Linked DNA regions of Homo sapiens: region 1 is linked to region 2. Evidence: chromatin loops called from intact Hi-C (ENCODE). Cell type or tissue: PC-3. All regions are shown on one strand. Each heading gives the region's core, and the rest is flanking DNA. Links, peaks and the distances in the headings are about the cores only.

What was found. Hi-C counts contacts between places; a loop is a spot of excess contacts. Peaks named below come from ENCODE experiments on the same cell type or tissue, not always from the same donor. Only the 100,000 strongest peaks of a DNase experiment are listed, where the experiment ranks them.
Region 1: a loop joins it to region 2, with 7 times the contacts of the local background. A loop is called at or near these places in 4 of 110 quality-filtered maps.

The regions. Positions count from the first base shown.
Region 1 is chr14:37,143,976-37,156,114 of GRCh38, reverse strand. The region is part of intron 1 of SLC25A21 (solute carrier family 25 member 21); the gene reads left to right. Among named protein-coding and RNA genes, the nearest start is that of SLC25A21-AS1, 22 kb to the left of the region's middle. In PC-3, for the core only: CTCF peaks have their summits at 5,438 (motif pointing right) and 6,210 (motif pointing right); a DNase peak (open chromatin) is centred at 5,414.
Region 2 is chr14:36,064,653-36,076,791 of GRCh38, reverse strand. LINC00609 (long intergenic non-protein coding RNA 609) reads right to left here and starts at 6,365. Exons shown (of 3, transcript NR_073454.1): 1 at 6,107-6,365. LOC105370452 (a long non-coding RNA gene) reads left to right here and starts at 9,063. Exons shown (of 3, transcript XR_943752.3): 1 at 9,063-9,804. In PC-3, for the core only: CTCF peaks have their summits at 6,153 (motif pointing left) and 7,131 (motif pointing right); DNase peaks (open chromatin) are centred at 6,161, 7,101 and 7,601; H3K27ac peaks cover 939 bases; H3K27me3 peaks cover 2,003 bases.

The DNA.
Region 1 (12,139 bases), core at 1,897-9,896, 1.1 Mb before region 2:
CGATCTCAGCTCACTGCAACCTCCGCCTCCTGGGTTCAAGTGATTCTCCTGCATCAGCCTCCTGAGTAGCTGGGGTTACAGACATGCACCACCATGCTCAGCTAATTTTTGTATTTTTAGTAGAGACAGGGTTTCGTCATATTGGCCAGGCTGGTCTCAAACTCCTGACCTCAGGTGGACCACTCATCTCAGTCTCCCAAAATGCTAGGATTACAGGCATGAACCATCAGGGCTGGGCTACTTTTGTGTGTTTTTGTGATGGTAAATCTAATCTTTTCAATTCCAGGTTTAGGACTCCCTTGACCATTTCTTCTAGGTCCAATCTAATGGTAATAAATTCCTTCAGCATTTGCTTGTCTGGGAATGCCTTTATTTCTCCTTCATTTAGGAAGAATAATTTTGCTATAATTTTGCTGGGTATAGTATTCTAGGGTGAAAGTTTTTTGGGTTTTGTTTTGTTTTTCTCTTGCCACTATCACTATATCATGCCATTCTCTTCTGGCCTATAAGGTTTCTGCTAAGAAATTCACTGTTAGTTTGATGGAGTTTTCTTTATAGGTGACTAGATGATTTTCTCTTGTTATTTTTAGAATTATCTTTTTATCTTTGACTTTAGACAGTCTGATTATAATGTGCTGTGAAAACTTTTTGGCATTGTATCTTCCTAGGTATTGTTGAGCCACCTGTATCTGAATATCCTCTTGCTAGACTTACATCTCCTGCTAGACTTATTTTATTTTGTTAAATAAGTTTTCTAATCTTCTCTTTGTTTCTTTGTCCTCTAGGATACTGATAATTTATAAATTCAGTCACTGTATGTTGCCCCAAATGTCATGAAGCCTTGCTTATTCTTTCAAGTCTCTTCAAAAATACAAAAATTAGCCAGGCATGGTGGCAAACACCTGTAGTCCAGCTACTTGGGAGGCTGAGGTAGGAGGATTGCTGGAATCTCGGAAGCAGAGGTTGCAGTGAGCTGAGATCGTGCCACTGCACTCCAGCCTGGGCAACAGAGTGAAACTCCATCTTAAAAAAAAAAAAAGAGCTGTCTTTTAGTTCTGAGATTTTCTCTTCTGCCTCATCTACTCTATTACCAAAGTTTTCAAATGTATTTTTTATTTCTTTCAATGAATTCTTCAGGTCCAGAATTTCTATTTGGTTTTCGAAAAAGATATCGGCCGGGCGTGGTGCCTCACACTTATAATCCCAGCACTTTGGGAGGCTGAGGCGGGTAGATCACCTGAGGTTGGGAGTTTGAGACCAGCCTGACCAACATGGAGAAACCCTGTCTCTACTAAAAATACAAAATTAGCTGGGTGTGGTGGTGCATGCCTGTAATCCTAGCTACTCGGGAGGCTGAGGCAGGAGAATCGCTTGAACTGGGGAAGTGGAAGTTACAGTGAGCTGAGATCATGCTATCGCACTCCAGCCTGGGGAACAAGAGTGAAACTCCATCTCAAAAAAAAAAAAAAAATCTATCTTTTAGTAAAATTTTCCCTCATATCTTGAATTGTTTTTCTGTTGTCTTTGTACTGAGTTTCTTTAAAATCAATATTTTGCATTATACTGGGATTTTGAAAATGTCTTTTTGATTAAGAACTGTTACTGGAGAATTGTTGTGTTCCTTTGGAGAGTCATATTTCATTGATTTTTTTTTATGTTTCCTGTGTCTTTATGTTTATATCTGCACATCTGGTGTAACAATCACGTCTTCCTATTTTTGAACTTACTTTTGTAGGAGAGGACTTCTTCCAGAAGACCTAGCTTTAGTGTTTGTTAGGTAGGGCACTTTGGCTTTTAATTCTGAGGGCATGCAGCAGTGTAGTCTTTGTATGATTTCTTTGGCTCTAAACAGGATTAGTGATATCTGTGTGGGTTGGGGTGCAATTATTAGTGGAGTCTGTGGTGATGTTCTGCTTGGGGACTAAGATGCCAGGTGGGCCAGTTTCCAGGCACCAGTGATGACAGTGGTGGGTTGAGTATCCCTATCTTTGTGCCCCAGGGTGACGTATGCTGCCACCTGTACTTGTGGTTACTAGAGGTCTGATTTTTGGGCCTCTAGGTGGCTTGCTCAGATGTTGATAATGGCAGCAGTAAACTGGGTCATAGAGTGTGTTTTCAATCACCTGGCAGCCAGTATAGCATGGATGATGGCAGAAGCTGTAGTGGGATGATTCTCTGGGTCCTGAGTGGTGTGTGTTCATGTTGACAGTAGATGTGATGTGCTGGGTGGGGAAGTCTCCAGTCCTGCAGGTGGGGCTTGCAGATAGGTCAGCTGAGGAGATAGCAGTCGAGACCCTGGGCTATGTGCTCTGTTAAGGTGGGAGAAGTGAAGGAGCGAAGCTAGGCTCGTGGGGCTTGTGGTGAGAGCAGGCACCAGCTGTGGTGGCCAGGATGATCCTTAGGCCTCAGGCTAAGTGCTTGTGTTAGAGACAGTAGCAGCCATGCTGAGGCCCCACCACTGGAGAGGGAGCTGCTGTCTTTGTGGCAACAGCCTGGGCCAGTGGGTAGGGAATGCACGTTTCTTTCTAGCCCCAGTCCTGGGGGTTCACCCCCTACCCTGGCAGTGGTAGCTGATGCTTAGCTTGTTCCCCCACCCCAGCTGTAGGAGCACCCACCCAACTCGCAACCAAGTCCCACCAGCAACTCATTCTGCTCACTTACATGCCAGTCTCTGTCCTGACAGCACCCGCTTCCTGGCACTGGCTGCTGCAGCTCATGTCTTGCTTGCTTCTTATCCCTGGCTGTGGGAATGCTCCCATCTTACTCCTCATTCCAGCAGTGATAACTTGAGCTTTTGTAATGTCTCAGTCTTGGTGCTGCTGGCCTGAAGGACAGTGTGCAGTTTATGAGAGGCTAGCTTTGAAAATGGCACCTTCCTGTAGCTTCTTAGGTCTTATAAATGGTGTGGGAGCTCCCTCCCTGGAGCAGCCCTGTCCCTTCGTCTCCCATCAACTTCCTGTGTTAGTTTCAGGGCTTGGGATGGTCAAGGGGCTCTCCTGTGGCTAGGATTGCATGATCTGATGGTGGGGATGTGGGCTGCTGGAAGTCTGTCACTCACCCTTTCCTCATGTTAGGAAGTCACTCCCAGCTCTTAGCCAGTCCTGACCAGGGATGCTGCCTCTTTTCCTCCTTCCCCACTTTTGGTGTTTCCTGTCTCTTCTGTGTTGAGCATCAGCATTCTGTCTTGGATAACGTATTTGAAGTGTGACTGTCTATATACTATTCCAGTTCTTCTAAGTAGAGCCAGAAAATCCTACTCAACCATCTTGAACCTTTCTCCCCTATTTGATTAGTCTTCTATTGTCTCCACTTTCCCTTTCCTCAAAAATTGATATTCTACATGTTTGTAAGTTTTTTGCTTTACACAGTCTTTTAAAAATTTATTTTAAATTCATTTTATTTAGTTTTTTTCTTCTTGTGTTTTACACATTCTAACTCCCCAAACAAACCCATCCACTCTTTGGCTTCAGTGTTGTCTGTTTGCAGGTGACTTCCAGAACTGTGTTTCTGACTTCTCTGCGCTCTGCAGGCTCACATTTTTAAGGTATATAGCAGAAATAAAATGAAATTAACTGGGCATGGTGGCAGGCGCCTGTAGTCCCAGCTAGTCAGGAGGCTGAAGCAGGAGAATTGCTTGAACCCGGAGCAGAGGTTGCAGTGAGCTGAGATTGTGCCACTGCACTTCAGTCTGGGTGAGAGAGCGAGACTCTGTCAAAAAAAAAAAAAAATTGAAATAAAATGAAATTGAGAGTCAGTGGACGCTAATGGTTTTCAAAGATGTTTCAGAGATATATTTTGAAACTAATATCAGACCTTCAAACAAATTATCATTTTCTCATTTCTATTTTGAGTTCAGTCTTTTCATTCATTCTTTTTGTCATCTTTAGAAGTCACAATGAACTTCCTGGGATATTTGTTTGGGTTGGGTAGATCCTTCCTAACTATCATAGTCAATAAGTATGATAAGATTTTAAAAAGTAAGATAAATCTTATCTTTTGAGTGCTAACATTTACTGAATGCTTACTATGTGCAAAGCATCTTACTTTGCTTAAATAATCTCTATTATTATTATTATTTTTGAGATGGGGTTTCTCTCTGTCGCCCACACTGGAGTGCAGTGAAGTGACCTCGGCTCACTGCAAACCCCTTCTCCTGGGTTCAAGCGTCTCTCTTGCCTCAGCCTCCAAAGTAGCTGGGATTACAGGCACATGCCACCCTGCCCAGCTAATATTTGTATTTTTAGTAGAGACAGGGTTTCACTATGTTGGCCAGGCTCGTCTTGAACTCCTGACCTCAAGTGATCTGCCCGCCTTGGCCTCCCAAAGTGCTGGATTCCAGGCATGAGCCAATTTGTAATTTCTTGAAGATGAGGAAAGTGAAGCTCAGAGAAATTAAATATCTTGTTCAAGGCTGATGACAGACACAGACTCAAACTCTGCTCTTTGCTTTCAAAGCTTGAGCTCTCATCCATTACTCCACCCTGCCTCTTAGTGTGCAGAATGAGAAATCAGGTAAGCAGCCCCTTCAAGTATTGCCCCCATAAGTCTTCTTTTTCTCTCTGGTTATGTTAAATACCACAGCTTTTTCTTGAACTTGAGTGTTAATGAACAAACAGGGTCTGCCCTTGTACAAAAGTCCATTTCTTGTTTTTGCAGATTTTTAAATGCCAGCCATAGCTTAAGTATGAAATTCTCCATATTAACCAGCAGTGCCTCTGTTGGCATTAATGCGGCATCTTTTTTTCTGCCAGATGCTACAGGCAATTGGTCAGGAAGTGGGCCAAGCCTCCACCCTCACGTATTGTTAACTGAATTCGCACACAACTAATAAGATACTGGTGTGACTCAGTAGAGTGAGAGCAACCCAAGAGTGGACAGGAGGGGCCTGTCTGAAAAAGGAGGGAATCTTAAGTCGCATGTAATTTAATGTCTGTAAAAACTAGAATAGACTACTGTAGGGAGAACGTATAGCCTCCTCTTTGGAGAAAGAAGAATGAAATTCAATAGAACTCGATAGAATTGGATGACACCTAAAATAGAATCATGGCCCAAAGTAATTTTGCAGAATGAAGAGAAAGAGAGAGAGAGAGAGAGAACCTACCAATGTGCTAATATTTCTTGAAAAGTTACCAATATTTATCGACCATCAAGTATGCCAAATCAGAATAATACAATTGTGAAAAACATTAGTTTTTGTTCTGATTGCTTGAGGCTTCTATTGCTGTTATTATCACTATCATTTTGGGGCATGATTGTAGAGGCAGGTTAAAGCACTTTGGAGTAAATTGCAAGATCCTCTCCAGAGATCTGAGAATGAGCAGCATTATTTTGGAGCGTCCGCCTAGGACAGCACATTTGATTGGCTAGTTTATCACAGTGGACATTTATATCTGAAACTAAGATTACTATTCTGTACTTGTGCAGACCTATAGATGGCGCTGTCTTCCTATAATTTTGGTGATTTGCTTTTTATTTTCTTTTTAAAAGGAAAAGCTTTCTGCAGATATAGTTAGATCTAGAAGTGTGTTAACTTCTGATTACATTCCACTATTGCAAAGCATCTTTGCCTTGCATAGATCATAGAGAATTCTACACTTGAAAAATACAGACTGTACTTTGGGAATTAATTTTTCTTTTAATTGTGATTCATACCTGTGTATGTATGGAAAAATGGGTTTATGTATATGAGTAAGAAAGAGGGATGGAAGAAACTGTTTTTATTTGTATAATATTTATTTTCTTTATGTTGGTTCTTGCCGTAAAATTTGAATTAGAGTCCTGGATAAAATAGAAATCATTGATAAGCTTAGGATAAATGTCATAATTTCTTGTAGATCTTAGAGATTACCTGAAACTCCTAGATTCCATAATTTTGTTTTTCAAAGTTATTAGGGCTAGGGTATGTATTATAGTCATAATAAATTATAAACATCTCTAAACAGGAGCTACAGTGCCAAACACGTAGGTTTTATTTATGTATCTGGGACTCAAATGCCATTTCTTGTTTTAATTCAGTGGCCTTTAACATAAGAAATTGGGTATATGTATGAATAATAATTTTTCTTGAATGTAAGTTCTAAACAGGATTTTTTTCCTTCAACCCTACTCCTTCTGTAAGGAAAAAGTTTTAAGTATGATACATATTATGTTGTGGATTTGGTTTATGAATGGGAAATGCCAGAAGTGCTTGCTTCTGTAATCAAACTTTAACCACAAGATGGCAGTATAACTTTCCCATGTCTTTAAAAAATTTTTAAATAATTACTAAATTAAATTATTTTTTCTCTCTTAATGAGAAATGTATACAGCTAAGGGATTTCAAGATAGTTCTAAGGAGGATGAATATTGAAGGTACTGTACTAAATATAAGAAATATTAAAGACTATTTAGTGATTATTTATTTATTTTTTGAGTCTTGCTCTGTGAGTCAGCCTGAGTCTGTGCCCAGGCTGGAGTTCAGTAGTGCTGTCTCAGCTCACTGCAACCTCTGCCTCCCGGTTTAAGCGATTCTGCTGCCTCAGCTTCCTGAGTAGCTGGGACTACAGGCGCCCACCACCATGCCCAGCTAATTTTTGTATTTTTAGTAGAGATGGGGTTTCAGCTTCCCAAAGTGCTGGGATTGCAGGTGTGAGCCACCGTGGCCGGCCCTAGCGGATTTTTTTTTTGATGGAGCAGTTTTTAGTTGCCCTAAGAAAACATTTAATTTATATTCTGTAAAGTTGAAATAGGAATATGATATGAAAATGGTAAGCAACTTTGTTTTACAGAGCAATATAGTTTCATTAGGTTTGCCTCATAAAGCATCAAGAAAGTGACAGTAGATTTTCTGTTTCTTTCATGTGTTCATGGACATCTGCATTGGTGTATACCTTGTATTTTGAGCTCATAGCTGGAGATTAGAAGTTCAACAAGAAGCAAGGAAGGGAAGAAAAAGAGAAAAGTAGAGGCACTGGCATCTAAGTTAAAAAAAAACAGTGGTGATAATGATGTCTATGTGATTCTTGTTGGCTTCATATCTTCCATAGTCAAAAAATGGATCATCTAGGCAGGCACAGATAGCTCACGCCTGTAATTCCAGCATTTAGGGAGGCCAAAGTGGGGAGAATTGCTTGAGCCCTGGAGGTTGAGGCTATTGTGAGCCATCATTTGTTCATTCAATTTGGATATTTAAATAGCCGTCATCCAGCATTATATATACTGATAATGTTTTCATTGGTATGCTTACATAATATGTAGTATTCCATTTCACTCTGCAAAGAGGCTTTTCACAAGCATCTATTTTACTTTTCCTTGATTTTTTGTTATTAGTTTAAAAGAGTGCATTGGATCTATTTCTTGTTTTTTAAGTCTTATGAAGAGTGAGCCCCTCTAAGGAAGAGACCAAGTCATGTTTATTTTGTATCTCCAGGCCTACCACAGTGCTTTGAATATAGTAGCTGCTCAATAAATGTATATTTATTCAATGCATTTGCCACAAAGCAATTCAATTTCATTGAGACCTGTTTTGCTTATATATCCCCATGTAACCATATAGAAATATGGCAGAAGTAAAGAAAATACCTTCTGATTTAGACGTCAAATACTTTGACCTCTTTCATAGCATCTTATTTTACTGATGGTGGAGGGAATGTTTCTTGTAGGAATCATAGTTTCTCAGAGCAACAATGAAGACAAAACATCTGTGTTTTGACCTATGGTGTATCTAAATGAAGATGATCTCATGCTAAATAGTATGATTTGCTTTCTATAATAGAAATCTGACATACAATCAATATAAAATATACAATGTGTAGCTACACACAAAAATATTTTTTACCTTATAAACTCAAGGACATCTTTTACTTTGCATTATTTATATAAGTTAGAAATATATGACAGTATATATAAAATCACATTTGCGGGCAAGTTGAATGAAAAAAGACTCACAGTTACCATATGTAGGAAAAACATATAAGCAAAATACATAAGGAAAATAAGGGCTGGGGGTGGTGGCTCATGCCTGTAATCCCAGCACTTTGGGAGGCCCAGGTAGACCGATCACTTGAGGTCAGGAGTTCGAGACCAGCCTGACCAACATGGAGAAACCCCGTCTCTACTAAAAATACAAAAATCAGCCAGGTGTGGTGGTGAGTGCCTGCAATCCCTGCTACTCGGGAGGCTGAGGCAGGAGAATTGTACCCGGGAGGCGGAGGTTGCAGTGAACTGAGATCACATCACTGCACTCCAGCCTGGGCTACAGAGTTGAGACTCTGTCTCAAAAAAAAAAAAAAGAAAAGAAAAAAAAGAAAAAGGAAATATAGTTACCATGTGTGAGAAAAAGTGTGGTCTCATGTAATGCCCTAAACATATATGTCATGTTTCAAAAATCTGTAGTTTTAGGTGAGTTTGAGGTCAGAATGCATTTCCCCCTAGAACAATGTTATGCAATTCATGGGCAAGCCACAAAAATTTTCTTCCTTTTTTTTAAAAAAAAAAAAAAACCTGAAATAAGTGTGAAATACCAGTAATGGCAGCTCTAAGCCCTAGGGCATTTAGGATTCCTAAGCCCAAATATAGGGTCCTCTGTCCTTCTGAGGCTAGCTTCCCTGGAGGTTTTAAGAGCTCTAACTGGTGGAGAATGGGATAGAGATACTCAGATGTGGAGATAGTGTGGTGGCTTCTCGTTGACAATGAGATAGGAAGGTGCCAGCAGCCAAGAAGGAAAGGGTGACAGACAAGACCAGGAGGGCCATTTGAATAGGGCCTCATATTTCACAGAGGGCTTTATAAATTTGAATTTTTGACATTTCTTTCAAATATGGGCAGATATAAAGTCATTGCCTTTGTCATTGCAATTGTGTCTGTTAAAAGAATTACTATGTGAAATGTAAGTCCTTAAAGTAAATTTTAATAACGCTGTTAACTGGCATTTCTTTATTTTTTATAATAGTATTTTGAGAGTTCCCAATTAGTAGAAGAGTCTTGGGTCTCTTTCAACTTCCAAGAGGCCCTAGTCCTAAGAGACAAGGGTGAAGGAGTTCTAGAGGGTCTCACTCCAGTGGTTCCTAGTACGTCCTTGTGCAATGAATAAATGGATGGTTGGTGAACAGTCCGACAGCAGAGAAGAACCAAAGGGCAAGTGCAAACCAGAGTTGGGAATTAGGAGGCATTAAGGTTGGAGAAAATGGGAGCTGTAGTGATCATTAGTATGTACAAGTTGTTAGCAAATTAACTATTTCTAGATTGGAAAATACCTGCATTTTTTATGTTTTGTGCGGCGTATATGAATCTATGTATTCTTACATTTGAATAAACATGAGACATGTCACACTTTTCATATATATTTTATCAGCATTGCATAGCTGAGAAAATAGCTACATATTAAATTAAAATAAAATACCCTAGTTTTTAAATTTTATTGATCTGTAAGTAACATTGACATGTTTAGTTAAATGTAAGAATGAATGCATAATACTAATTGTTGAATAAATGATGTAAAATAATGACATCATTTATTATATATTAAAACATGCTCTTCTTATCTTTATCAGTAGACTATTAGCTTCATGAAGGTAAAACTCTTGGTCTGGGCTGAGTGTGGTGGCTCAGGCCTGTAATCCCAGCACTTTGGGAGGCCAAGTCAGGCGGATCTCTTGAGGTCAGGAGTTAGAGACCAGGCTGGGTAACATGGTGAAAGTCTGTTTCTACTAAAAATACAGAAGTTAGCTGGGGGTGATGCCACGTTCCTGTAGCCTTAGCTACTTAGGGGGGTTGATGTGGGAGGATTGCTTGAGCCCAGGAGATCAAGGCTGCATGGAGCCATGTTTGTACCACTGTATATACTGTCACACACACACAAAAGAAACTCTTGGTCTGTTTGGTACTCTGGTGTATCCCTAGTGCCTAAAAGATAACCTGGCACAGGACAGGTACTCAATAAACATTTGTCGAATGAATAGATGAATGAATAAATGTCAAGTGTTTTATTTATCAATTTTTAATGTGAATTAATTTAAAACTTCAAAACTTTTCATCAAGATGGTAGGGAGATATTTCCTAAACAATCTGAAGGAGTGGGTGCTGTTTCCTTCATGCCCAGTGTCATTGGTGGTGAGGAGAATCATTGCTGTTTGCCTGCCATCAAATTGAGACATTACCCTAGGAACCGAATGCTGTAGACGATGTACTGTTCCATTTTATTCCTGATAGCTGCAAAAGGAAATAAAAAAGGGCTCTAGTTTTCCTGCCCTGGTTACTCTAAGAAGGAGTCAATCCAAGTCCCATTGATTCTGTGAACCTAGAAATTTGTCTTCCTGAATTTTGACTGTGTGTGGATGGAGACCTGTTTTTTCCTAATACCTGGCTTTCCAGGAATAGTTAGAAGAAGTATAGAGTATCTGATTGTTGAGTTGCTTACAGTTTGGAGGTAGGTTTGTTTTCTCAAGCTCAAATGTCATTGTGTTAGTTGTAGTTTTTTCCAGCCCATCTTTCTACTTGCCCCACATGCCCTCAGGGATATCTGAGTCAATCCCACACATGTGGCAGTCATATGATAGGGGACTTACTCAGTGGGGTCATAGCAACCTAATCTTAATTTTCTGTTCTAGTCTATTAAATTCCTACTGTGGTGTCCCAAAGAGTTATTTAGCTCATCTCTCTGTGTGTGTGTGTGTGTGTGTGTGTGTGTGTGTGTATTTTAGTATTTTAGATTTCACTTCATGCTACAAAGAGAATAGAGGTAAATCTGGGCACACAGGCATGGAGTTCCAGCTACTCCTGAGACTAAGGCATGAGGATTGCTTGAGCCCAGGAGTTTGACTCCAGCCTGGGCAACAGAGCGAGACCCCATCTCTTAAAAAAAATAGAGAATAGAGGTAAGAGAAGGAGGTAGTATTCTATGGGGATTCTGATGTCTTAATGCCTGATACCAGATCCCAACTCTAATACTTACTAGCTGTGTTACCTTGGGCAGGCAGCTTAACATCTCTGTGCCTTACCCATAAAATAGAGATAGGATGCAATCTACCTCATTGGTTATTGGAAGGATCATATGGATTGAGGCATGTAAAGTGCTTAGAATTGTGACTAGCACTTCCTGAATGCTCTGTGTTAGTTATTATTAATGGAGAGGGAAAACATATGAGTAGTTAAGACTCTTCCAAATATTAAAAACAAACAAACAACAACAACAACAACAACAACAACAACAACCACCCAGGCTGGGCGTGTAATCACAGCACTTTGGGAGGCCAAGGCAGGCTGATCGCTCAAGCTCAGGAATTCAAGACCAGCATGGGCAATATGGTGAAATCCTATCTCTACTAAAAATACTAAAAAAACAAAAAAAAAAACCCAAAACAACTTCACATATGAGTGACACATCTTATGAATACATGCATATATGCTAACTATAATTCTTTCTACTTTTATAATATAAACTATATTTCTGTTTACATTCTAGAAACTTTATCTTATTTCACTTAACTACTGATTTGGGGCAGTAGAATTTTGTTTTGTGCTCAAACCTGGATTTCATTAACATAATCTTCTTTTTCACCTGATGAAGTTGTTTTCCCCTCTGCCACCCCTGAAAATGGAGTCATTACTTTGCTTCTGGAGACTTCCTTTCCAATATTCCACAGTGGGTCCACAGGAGTGGTTCTTAACTAATATTTTAGTAGTCACTCTATCAAATAATTTGGTTCACTCCCCTCCTCTAAACCTAAATTTTTTTAAAAGAAGAGAATGTATATGTGTGTAGGTATTCTATTTATCATTCATAGTAACTTCTGAGGTGTTAAATTGCATAACATTTTTTGAAACAAATTTGATCAATCATTATTAATTGAGATAAGTAATACAAAGGCCTTGTCTTTAATTTAAATAAATCATTTCCATATTTCACCCCAGTGGTAAAGAGACCACCTAATTGACAACTACTGATTTATAGGTTAAATAGAATCTGTCAGTCCTTTTCCCAAGATTTGACAGTGACATTATTACTCAAGTTTGTAATTAGCTGGCTCTCTTTTTCTCATTAGTTTCTGTATTTTTTTCTAAGCCCTCGACCCCAAGGATCAGTGCTCTCAGTCAAGACCTGTCCCGAGCTTCCCACCAAGTCACTGCATGCTTTTCTGACTCTTGTCAATAACTGCTGAAT
Region 2 (12,139 bases), core at 1,982-9,981:
GAATACTAGTTGTTTACAGCAGTTACTGTTTTCAGTAAACTTGTCTTCCTCCAGTCCTAGTTCAGATCCCCCAAAAAGCAGAGCCTGATATAGGGACATTAGTACAGTAATCTACTTGAAAGGTAATCCCAGGAAACTGAAGTGAGGGAGTGGAGAGATGAAACAGAGACAGAGGAAAAGACAATAAAGGGTACATTGATGAGCTGATGACTACTGAGGGCAACTGGGGCTCCATTCCCCTTGGGGACCTTCAAAGGAATTGTGTACCATGCACACTGGAATGCCTCCTTATTGAGTTTTAACCCCAGTGGCTGATAGTTCTCTTTGGGGACACTAACTCATCCACACTCCTGGGCTGCTCCTGCACGCAGGCTGACCAAGCTCCCAGGGATTGGGGAAGTCTGAGGCAGAAGAAATGACAGACTGGCTGTGGTTAAGTCAGAACCCACTCTGGCCCCATGGGATGTGGGCAGGGCACTAAGGCATCTTTGTATGGAAGTTTTACATGTTGTTTTCTTTGAGCATCAGAGTGATTATAAAATGCATTGTGAAGCTTTGAAATATTTAAAATAGTATCTCCTTCATTGAAGTTTTAAGGAATTGGCTTGTAAAACTATGAATCCAGTGCTTTTCTGGAGGTAGATCTTTGATGACTTTTTACATTTCAAGATGGGCCTCCTTTTACTGCATTTAAATCAATTACAGAAACAGGATGTGATTAGTTGGAACCAGAATAATTGACCACATAACCAGAGGCTGTAAAAACTGCAGTTATTTTTGCATCAACCTAATAAAAAGAAATCACAAAGCAAAATTTTCAACTGGGGTTAGCTGCAGGCAGACATAGATCATAGACATAGATTTGGCTTTTAAATGTGCTCATCTCTATCAAGCAAAAGAATACGGAAAGAGTACCCAGAGATCCTGCCCACCAAAAAGGCCATAAAGAATACCAAATTTCTCAGTTTATAATATTCACTAAGGATAACTGAATTAGTCACGCTTGCTATTTCTGATATAGCACATCAGGGCATATAGCATATTCTCTATATGAATAAATAGAGAAATATACCTGAGGAAAGAGACAGCAAAGGTAGAGGGATCCCTGGGGCACAAACAGAAGATACTTACAGTTAGAGAAAGTTCATTTTTTTTTTCTCATTTAAAAAAACAACTTATTTAAGATTTTGCATGAGATGTTTTGACTTTCCCTTCAGCGCAGAACCATTTTTCCCTCAAATGATTTACCTAACAGACATGAAGAACTGCTATCAAGCCTTTACCCACGCAGTTATAACCGTGAGAAAATTATTTTACATCAGCTGCTGACAACTAGTCCCCCTCTCAGGGGCACATAATGAGAGAACTGTCAGGCAGATGAGTGTCCAGCGCGGAAATATTTAATTAATGAGCTCTTGTCTTGCCTCTAGGTAATTCTTCACAGTCCTAAGGATAGAGAGCGAGCACCCTCTGATCAATCCAGGGAATTAAAAAAACACACACAGTCACTGCTGAAAGAATTTCAGTTTTCATTTTTTAAAAAAATCCAAGTTACCTATAAAATTTCACGGACTTATTTTTTTTAACATGCTTAAATTTTTAAAGGAGGAGACTGCCATATGACCTAGACTTAGCATTTCATATTTTAGATCTTAGGTCTTTAAAAAATATATATAAGAGAAAGCTACTATGAATTCATTCCTTTTATTCATACTTTTAATAACTGTAATTTGGTCATTTAAACAGCACTTCCATAGATTAGAAAACAGTAGCACAATACGTGCGAGGTATTTATTCAGTGCATTCACAGGGTCTGTTGTGTGTTCTAGAGCCACAGATCCCTGTAATCTATTTCCACGGTCCCCAATTTTGGAACCACCCCATACTTCAGACTGGAACAATGCCAGGCTGCTCTGGAATCCTGCTTTGTTGTATCAAGGCCTTTTGACTCTTTCTTGGAGAATCTTAGCCTCTGAGCTTGCAGCACGTTCCCTTTAAGAATAACGTGTAGCATCTTATTCCTAGAAAGAGCCTCTTCCCTCTGATAGACTCTACTAATGCTGTTCTACAACAAAAGAGTGGGGCTTCAGGGCGGGCCGGGGAAGCAGAAACTGAGACGGTGAGGTGGGGGTGCAGAGTGGAATTCAGGGAGGTGTCAGACTAAAAGCCGGATCTCTGGGCTTCTAATGCAATGCTCCCACCTTTAAACTAAGTAAGCAAAGAAAGCATTAAAAGAGTGACTGGGCCTAAGCGTCTCCAGGATTTTTCCATCACCATTATTCCCCTTGTCCACCAATCCACAAGCACAAAAATTTATTCCACTCCTGGTGAGATTAATAGAGTATTTTATTTTTTTATTTGCGCAAATTTGTGGGGTAGATCAGACATCTTGTTACACATAATGGGTAGTGAGTGACTCAGGGTATTTAGGGTGTCCGTCACCTGAGTACTATACATGTTTGTTAAGTATAATCATCCTACTCTGCTATCAAACATTGAATTTATTCCTTCTCTCTTACTGTATGTTTGTGCCTTTTAGCCCACTTCTCTTCATAACAGCATATTTTAAAGATAGAATACACCATAGTTGTAACTCCTGGAAACTGACTCTGGCTTCTTCTGGTATATTTTTAGCATGTTTAAGTAAAACCAAATTGTAATATCACTCTCGACTTCATCTAATATTCTAGAATTCCTAAAGATTAAAGGTATCCATTTTTGTAATATTAATCAGTTATCTACTTAATACATTTAGAATAATATAAGATAGTCCTATTTAAGTAAAGGCTAGGGATATTAAAATTAATTTTATAGGAGAACATTCTGAAGATTATTCTAAAAAAATGAAGATGATCACCTGACATCACAATGAATTAACCCTGTGTAAAAATATTGGGGGAAAATGGAAGTTTATAACTTATTTTAAAAAAAGGTAAGAGAACATTGTATCTTTTAAAGCATTAATGAAAGCCTCCTTAGCAAAATTATATGCCTAAAGAATGCAGGCATATAACTCACAACACAAAAATACTGTAGATCCTGTACCTACTACAAATGGCATCCAGGTGACCAAGGCTGGCGTTCCCAGAATGTCACTGTGGCTGGTGTCTGTTTTGACTGGTCAGCATCCATGCCATGCTAATTATTAAATATTTTAATATTATTCTTGCAAGTCTCCCTAAAATAACCTCAGTATCTGTTCTGTTCCCAATGGTCTTTAGCAAGAGTTGCAAAGCGCCCTCCTGTTACAGTAAAGAATTCTCCTTTATATCAAATCTAAATTACTTCCGTATTAGGCAGAACCCTTTTAATTGCAAGTAACAGAAACTATACAAATTAGCTTAAGCATAAAGGGACTTTATTGGCTTGTGTTCCTGGATAGAGCTGGCCTCCAGAACTCAAAGCACATCATCCAGTCATCCTTGTTCTCTCTCCCCCTTCTCCTTTCCTCTTTCTGCAGCTCTCAGTGAATTGGCTTCCTTGCCTCCTCCTGAAGCCAGGCTTCTCCTAGGTATATGAGTTGGGAGCAGGAGAACCAAATTCCAGATAAGAATCATATCTAGTCAAATCTGGATCACATGACAACCACTCCTATGCAGAAGGTAGAAGGAATGTGATGTGGAAGGTACTGTCTCTGGCAACCCCACACCCAAGCAGGATGAGGAAGGTAAGGAGTCCTGCCACTCCCAGCAGGCCGCACACCAGCAGCATTAGTAGCTGGTTAGAAATGCAGAATCTGGAGCTGCATCCCAGACCCACCAAATCAGAATCCAGAGTTCAACAAGATCCCCAGCGGATTCCATGCACCTTATAAATGGAGAAGGTTTTTCTCCTAGGAAACATGCCGTGAAGGACGACATCATCACAGAAAGGGGAAGGAGAAAAACAACAGATGTTCACTCACACACAACTGTGATATCACACAACTTCCTTTTGCTTAGTCTTCAGTAAAAATGATGAACTAATTATTGTTCTAAGTATCACAAACATCACTACCCATTTTAAAAAACAGGCCAGGTGCAGTGGTTCACCCCTGTAATCCCAGCACTTTGGGAGGCTGAGGCAGGCAGAAAACTTGAGGCCAGGAGTTTGAGACCAGCCTGGCCAACATGATGAAAACCCATCTCTACTAAAAATACAAAAATTAGCCGGGTATGGTGACACACGCCTATAGTCTCAGCTACTCAGAGGTTGAGACATGAGAATCACTTGAATCTGGGAGGCAGATGTTGCAGTGAGCTGAGATCATGCCACTGCACTCCAGCCTGGGAGACAGAGTGAGACTCTGTCTCAAAAACAAACAAACAAAACATCTGTAGGTCTCCCTACAGTTTCCTGTTCTTTATAATTCCTATTCTCCTTTATCAAGGCCAGTAGCTAACTTAGCTATTTTTAGTCTCACTTTTTATTTTAGAAATTATTTGCTATATAATGGCCAGGCACAGTGGCTCACACCTGTAATCCCAGCACTTTGGGAGGCCAAGGCAGGTGGATCACTTGAGGCCAGGAGTTCAAGACCAGCCTGGCCAACATAGCGAAACCCCGTCTCTACTAAAAATACAAAAATTAGCCAGGCATGGTGGCATGCACCTGTGGTCCCAGCTACTCAGGAGGCTGAGGCATGAGAATCGCTTGAACCCAGGAGGTGGAGGCTGAAGTGAGCCAAGATCGTGCCACTGCACTCTAGCCTAGGTGATGGAGTGAGACGCTGTCTCAAAAAATAAAAAGAGAGAGAGAGAGGGAAAGAAAGAAATTATTTGCTATATAAGGATTGTTGTTAGGAGGAAATCAACACTATAACTGTTTGTTTCTGTCTTTGACTCTGGTTAAATTACTGTACGTCCCGCCAGCATACCTGATTTCTATTGATAGGGGTAGCACAGCCTCGTAGTTATGAGCATGGATCAGAAGCTAGGGGCTGGTTTAAATCTTGATCTGCCACTTACTAGCTATGTTTCTTACCTCTCTGAACCTTGGTTTCCTCATCTGTAAAAGGGGCTCATCATAGTTGTGAGGAGAATTAAGTGAACTAATATTTGTGCCTGGTATGCAGTAACCACTATGTATGTTTTTGAAATAAATAAATGTTGTTGGAGTGAAACCCCCCAACACATCTCTAATGCCGCCTTGTGACTAGTGGATTAAGTGAGCACTTTGAAAATATGTATTACTTGAGTGATTAAATTGCCAAGCTTCCCCATTTCATTTACATCTTATTTCCATTTCTAGTGAATCATTCCTTCTAAGCACAAGGTTGTGAAAGGAAATCTTGAACACTAATAATAGCATTACAAGCTACTATAACCAGGGCTTACTTACATGATTATCACCAAAGCTCCAATAAATTTCTCAATTTAAATATTAAAAATCAGTCAATGATCTGTTAGCTGGAAAATATCTGGGGTGAAAGAGTGATTACCACTAAAAAATAGATTGAAGTCATTGCTGCTTTTAGAGCCTAGAAAAATACAAAGATCTGTTATTCTAGGTAAGTTACTTACTCTCTCTGCCTCCTTTATGGGCTGCTGGAAGGATTAAATGATTAGTGTGTGAGAAATGCTTAGAACAATGCCTGGCTCAAAGTAAGTAATCAATAAATGCCAGTTCTTATTATCACAGGTATTCTGAATACAGGTTGTGGCGATCAGGAGCTTTGATGACCATGGCAGGTGGCAATGCCCCAAAGTGCAGAAGACGTCAATTCCTCTTCCATATCCCCAGTCAACACACACATTCCCCTCCACAACCAAGAGAAGTGGGCATTAAAGAAAGGAAGGGCAAGAGGAACGACAATTCTAAAAGATCACCAAGGTGTATAGTCTGAATTATTTGGACTAGTTCTGCTGTGATCTTAGCCAATTGACCCTCTGCCCTAATTTCCCCACCTGAAAAAAAAGAAGGCCAATTTATTAAGGGTTTCTGATGCGTGGGTGAAAGAGGCTGTTAACACTCGAAAGTATTATAGATTAACAATCTTTCTAACCATTTTAAATATTAGCAAATGTTCCAGCTCACAAAGTGCCATGGTTTTAGTGGCCTGGAAAACGCTGCAATTTGTTCAAACATCAGTGGGTGTTATTTCTGGATGTTAATCAGTACCATTTACCTTGAGAACCTGGAAAATGTGTGGACTGTGCAAGTCCGCCATCTGCTGGTCCTGGAGACTCTGCGCCGCAGGGCAGAGATGCTTGTCCAATGCGGCCGGCACAGGAGCTCCTTGGAGAGCAGCAAACCAGCCAAAGCTGTTCCCACCACCTCAGGTCCTGATGCTGAATTATCACAGTGAACATGTTGCTTTCCCAAAGGGAGGTGATTTGTTTGAGAGGGTATGTGTGTGGTCTTTAAATAGTTTTGTTCTTTGTGCTTACATTATCATCTAGGAAGAAAAGATAATTTATTGCATCTCAGAAATGAAGCGACTCTGAGATAGCATCTATTTCAAATGCCTCATTTTACACAAAAGAAAAAATGTGGCCCAAGAGTCAGACAACTTTCCCAAGTTACTCAGCCAGTAGTGGCAGGACAGTATCCCCAAGGCTCATGCCTGGACACTTACTCTCGCTACCTTGGAGAAGGTGAAGGAGGGCAGAGGAATCTGCCAAAACAAAGAAAACTTCCCAGCCAGTGTCCTGGGTCACTGTATACGTCTTACTGACATGGCACTTTAGCCATAGTTTGCAAAGAGCTTTAACTTCTCTTCTTATATCCATATAAAAACTTTCACCTCTGATTGTAGCCAAAAGCCAAAGCCCTTTTATGCCCTATTGCACTTATGAAAGGGGAAAAATGCAAGTAAGGATACTTTATCTTGTGATTATTTTCACTTCCTGAAAAGCCAAAGATCTAGCAGTTTAATCACAAAGTCTGTCCTGTCATTCAGCAGCAGATGCCAGCCTCTTGCCCGGCAGCCACCAGAATAGAAGAACCCTACAGGTCAGAAAGTCTACACTCTTATTTCTCCACCAGAGAGAGGTCTCTCTTAGTTTATACAGGCCAACTATTTTTTTTTAATTGGTCTTAGTCCAATAATGACATATTTGCCTGGGTCACCTGCCAGCCAACCAGGAGCGCTCATTCAGCTGGGGTGTGGATACAGAGAAATTCTAGTGCCATCCAACAGAGGGCAGTAGTGCACAGACACATAACCACCCTGCTCAGCTCTCTCCTATCAGAAAAAAGGGGGTGGGGGACACAGGTGCATATTCTTACTGCTCTGACTCTGTCCTGAGAGTGGAGCCAAACATTTTTCAGATGCCAAAATCAATCTTAAAAGTCAATGATCTGACAAGGACAAATATTAATCGCTAATTCCTGTTTCCCCCCACTTCATGACGCTCAGCTTCATACTCTGCCCCTGAGCCTCCCAAACCAAAGTTCTTTTATCACGTGACAGAGACACAAGCCTTGGATCCATCTGAAAACAAAGCTGACAAGTTTCTCACCACCTAGCAACACAAAAAACTCTAAACACAATCCAAAGAATCCCCAAGGGAAACAGCTTCAAGAATCTTGAAAATCATACCTATTTTTGTTTGTAATGTGTGAAATTATTACAAGTATGTTCACCAAGAGGACTATTGATGGATGACTCACAATTTAGCTAAATTCAATGAACCACACACTGTGCCTATCCCAGTAGGTGACTCATGCATTTTTTATTTCAAGTATCAAGTGTTTGCCAAAAACAGTATTTAAAAAAAGTAATGAAAATTGTTCTGAAAGAGCTCATGAATAGGGTAGGACTACCCACCGACAACCTCATTTGTGCTCTGACCACTTACATGGGATTTGGTGGGTCTGCTACAGCAGCGCTCGACAGAGAGTGCGCTCCCCACAGCAACGGTGGCAGGCGGAGGGCAGGCTCTGCAACTCACCACACGTGGTTATCTCCCTCAAACCCACATCTCAGCAAGGATTCTAAAGCCCAATGATGTGTATGTGTTGCGGGGGGGGGGCAGGTACATACAGGTTTTGCTAAAACATATTAAAAATAAATGCATACATCCATTCAATTCCTGTTTGTCTTCTATTGAGCTTATCATTTCTCCCCCTACCTTTTTTAATTTAAGAAATCTAATTATCAGAGAAAAATGGAGGGAATGAAAGGTCACTGAGCAGAAATAATGAAAATGATTGCTGGTGAGGAACAGTTAAGGGGTGTAGACTTTATTCTGACCATTAGTGTTTTCGTGTGCACCTGCTACTAGGCTATTCACAAAACCCTCAGTAAGAGTCCCCCTTTCTCAGCCTGCTTCTCTGACCAGCCAAAGGAAAAGTTTTTAGGTCCCACTGACTTGCAAAAAAACCCTCAAGTTCACTGACCACCTAATAATATCCTTGTAAATCTCAGAAAGACATTACTGATTTGGATGTTTTAATAAATATTTGCAGCTTTGTGGTATTTCAAGGGGAAAGGATTTTAACACTTACAAATGCCTTTTCAAAGGATGTGAGGATGAGACAGAGTTCCCAGTGATGTTAGTATTTATTCCTAAAGCTTACTCTTCTTTTAAATCACAAACAATGACCATTTTTCAGGTTGTGTATTGACTTTTTCGTTTGCTGATCATTGCAGGCAAATTATGATGAAGTGTACGCTTTCCTCTTAAGGTCCCAGGAGACTTTCCTCCCCCCACACATTGTGGACATTGCTTCTTTTATAAGCAGGTTCTAAAAAATAAGTGCAGGAGGAACTCAGTTGGCTGACTCAATGCTTTGCATTATATGGTCACTCCTTATAGGTTTCTGATCTCTTGTTGCTTAGCAACATCTACACAGATATAATTTCCATCCGGTAGTGAAATCAAGTACTTTTGGCCTCTGTCAACATCAAGATTAGCTGATCTCTAGAGACCCCACACAGCCAAGGACACTTGTTGCTATTTTAAGAGAGAAGAGGCTCTCTTCTTCTTGCATGCCTCTTCTCTTTTTTGTTTATCAATTGCTGCGTAACAGAGTGCCCTAAAAAAACTCCTTATACAGTCTGTAGTTTGCCAAGGCTCGGCTGGATGGCTATGACATTTGATCCTTCATGAAACTGCAGTAAGATGGCAGCAGGAGCTAGAGTCTTCTCAAAGCCAGACTAGGCTGGACATCCAAGATGGCTTCTTCCCTCAAGTGACTGGTGCCTGAGCTGGGATGGCTGGAGCAGCTGGAGACTGGGCAGACATCTCCCTTGCCACATGGCTAGGTTGGGCTTCACAGCATTGGCTTGCAGGAGGCAGGGTGTGTGAAAGAGGCAGTGGGAGTGATCCACTCATGGGAAGGGATATGTTATCGCTGAGCCTTGTTTAGAATTGCTTGTGCATGCTGATAAGAAAAGGAAGACCAACTTTTAGTTGGTTTTAGTAAACTTTTTAAATTCTTTATAGACAATGCATCCCTTTAATCTCTGTACTTTTAAGTGGACCATTCCCACTGCCCCCAGCCTTGGTACACCACTTCCTCACAGCATGGCTGTTTCCAGAGAGTTGGACTTTTTGCCTCATGACTAGCCTCCCCCAGAGCCTTCCAGGAAGAAAGGCAAAATCTGTGAGCCTTCTTATGACCTAGCCTCAGAAGCCACAGAGCATTGCATCCCCTGCACTCTGTGGGGGCAAAAGCAAGTTGGAGGACCATCCTGGATTCATGGGGAGAAGACCAAACAAGTGTGAGTGCTGGAAAGGAGACTTCCCTGTGGGCCAGCTTTGGAGATGAGTGACCACATTCTCCATTACCATTTGCTCCACGTGGTTCAGAACCACATGATTATTTAACCAAAGCTCGGGTTGACTACACTTCAACTAACTGGAACCTACTGTAACGGTAAGTGACTTTTCTGAAAGAGATTTTGAATTCAGAATTTCATTGAGCCTTAGGATCCTCTGATGAATTTTCTTTAACTATTTCTTGCTGAAATAACAGAACTTCTAGTACATAGGGCTAGACTATTGCCACGACTTCTGAGTCAATCAATGTAACTCATCTTAGCCTCAGGCCAAAATTTTTGCAAATGGCTATATTCGTACTCAATTCCATTTCTCACATGTACTCATCTGACCAATGGGAAACTTTCCAGAGCCAGCTCTGGAGTCATAACTCAAAACTTTTCACAGAGATCCTAGGCCAGGTGTGAATAGAATCTTCAGGTTTCCTGAACCCACAAACCATAGCCAACCTGGATGTCAAGACCCTATAGGCTTAACTATTTCTTAAAATAGCAATAGCAAGCCCTTCTTATGTGCCAGACACTGTTCTCTGCTTTACCAATAGTAACTCATCTAAAACTCATAACAACACTATGGGTAGTAACCCTTATTATTATTATTTACAGATGAGGAAACTAAGACCCAAAGAGGTTAAGGAATGTGTCTCAGATTCCAAAGATAGCAAGTAGAAGAAATGTTATAGTCAGATTCCAGAAACCAAGCTCTTAATCATCATGCTATTATACTTCATAAGTTGTACAGTCAGTATTGCTGGCAATAAAGGACATTCATATAATTATGTACCATATCCTTGAAAAAAGTTCTTTCAGTCAACAATTAAATCAGCCAAATGTCTTAGACATTGTTTTAGTCCATTCAGGCTGCTATCACAAAATACTATAAAAGGGCTGGCTTATAACAACAGGAATTTCTCACAGTTCTGGAGGTTAGGATGTCCAAGGTCAAGGGACTGGTAGATTCAGTGTCTGCTGAGGGTCTGCTTCCTGGTTCATAGATAGCACATTCTCACCACATCCTCACGTGGTGGAAGGGATGAATGAGCTCCCTTGGGCCTATTGTATAAGATCGTTAATCCCATTCACAAGGGTTCTACCCTCATGACCCAATCACCTCCCGAAAGGCCCCACCTCCTAATATTATCACCTTGAGGGACAGAATTTCCAGATATAAATTTGTAGGGGAGGAGACACAAACATTCAGACCATAGCAGATGTACTAAGGGATACTAATGATATGACTTGATCCCCCAACACAAACAGATCAGTATGTTCTGAGAGAGGCAAGACTGACACCCAAACAGTAAATGAACAGTATCAGATGCCACCATATGGAAATAAGACCTGAACTGTGTGGTGATTTAGACTGCAATATTCAGCTGAAGTCAGAAAAGGTATTGTGACACTGGACACAGCACTTTTCCATTCAGCCAAATCACAAAACTCATATTTTCTTTTCACACATGCGATGTCATTCATGCCTTATGGTCTCCGTATAACGACATGATTAATACAGACAGAGTGGTCCACAGAAAAATCAGATCCATGGCATTACACAGCAGCCTGCCTTCAATAGACTTCCCTCACGAAGAGGCTATCACTCTGTACTGTTAGGAGGCCATGAAGCAATAACAAAGTTGAATATGTTTTTTAGATGTTTTCACAGGGGTCGTGACTTACTGTCCCAGAGAGCAGGTTTCTTGCAGAGGAAAAGCTGAGCCCTCAGTTGATTCCTTTACTGAGGTAGAAGTGTGGATTGGCTCAGGGAATAAAGCACCCTAAGGGCTATCAGATTCCAAGCTCCAAATCTGGCTCTTACCTTAGGCTAGTCACTTAACCTGCAGACAGAGCAAAAAACTAAGGGTAAAGAACTCACAGGTAAATAACAACATTCAAAACATATTATTCTATGGTACAAAAATACTAAACAGACACTGCATTTGGGTGAAAGCTATCTTTCAAGAGAACAGACCTACTCAAATGTATCTACTTAAAGGAATATTCCGGGTTCAGAATTGAGTGTGTTTTAAATTAGGACACATATTTTTACTAATGAAGCACGAACTGAAAAAAACAGCATTGGGAAGAGAAAAATCAGATGTGTAGCATGCACGAAGACTGCTTTGCTGCCTCTGTGGGGGAAATAAAGTTATGAGCATCATGATAAAATTAAGTTAATTCATTCCTATCACATCTAATAGGACTACTTAAAGATAAATCATAAAGTGTCAAAAAAAGTGTCAGCAAATAATGATTCTTACTTCAATGGTAAATAAATACCTGTCACAATGATATTAAATTGCTTAAGACTAGACTCTGAGAGCATGATAAATTGTTACAGATCTTAAACTTTGAGCAAGAGCATATTTCAAAGAAATACCTTCTTTTAGGAGGAGATATAAAAGAATCAGTTATATTAACTGAGACTTCCTTAAA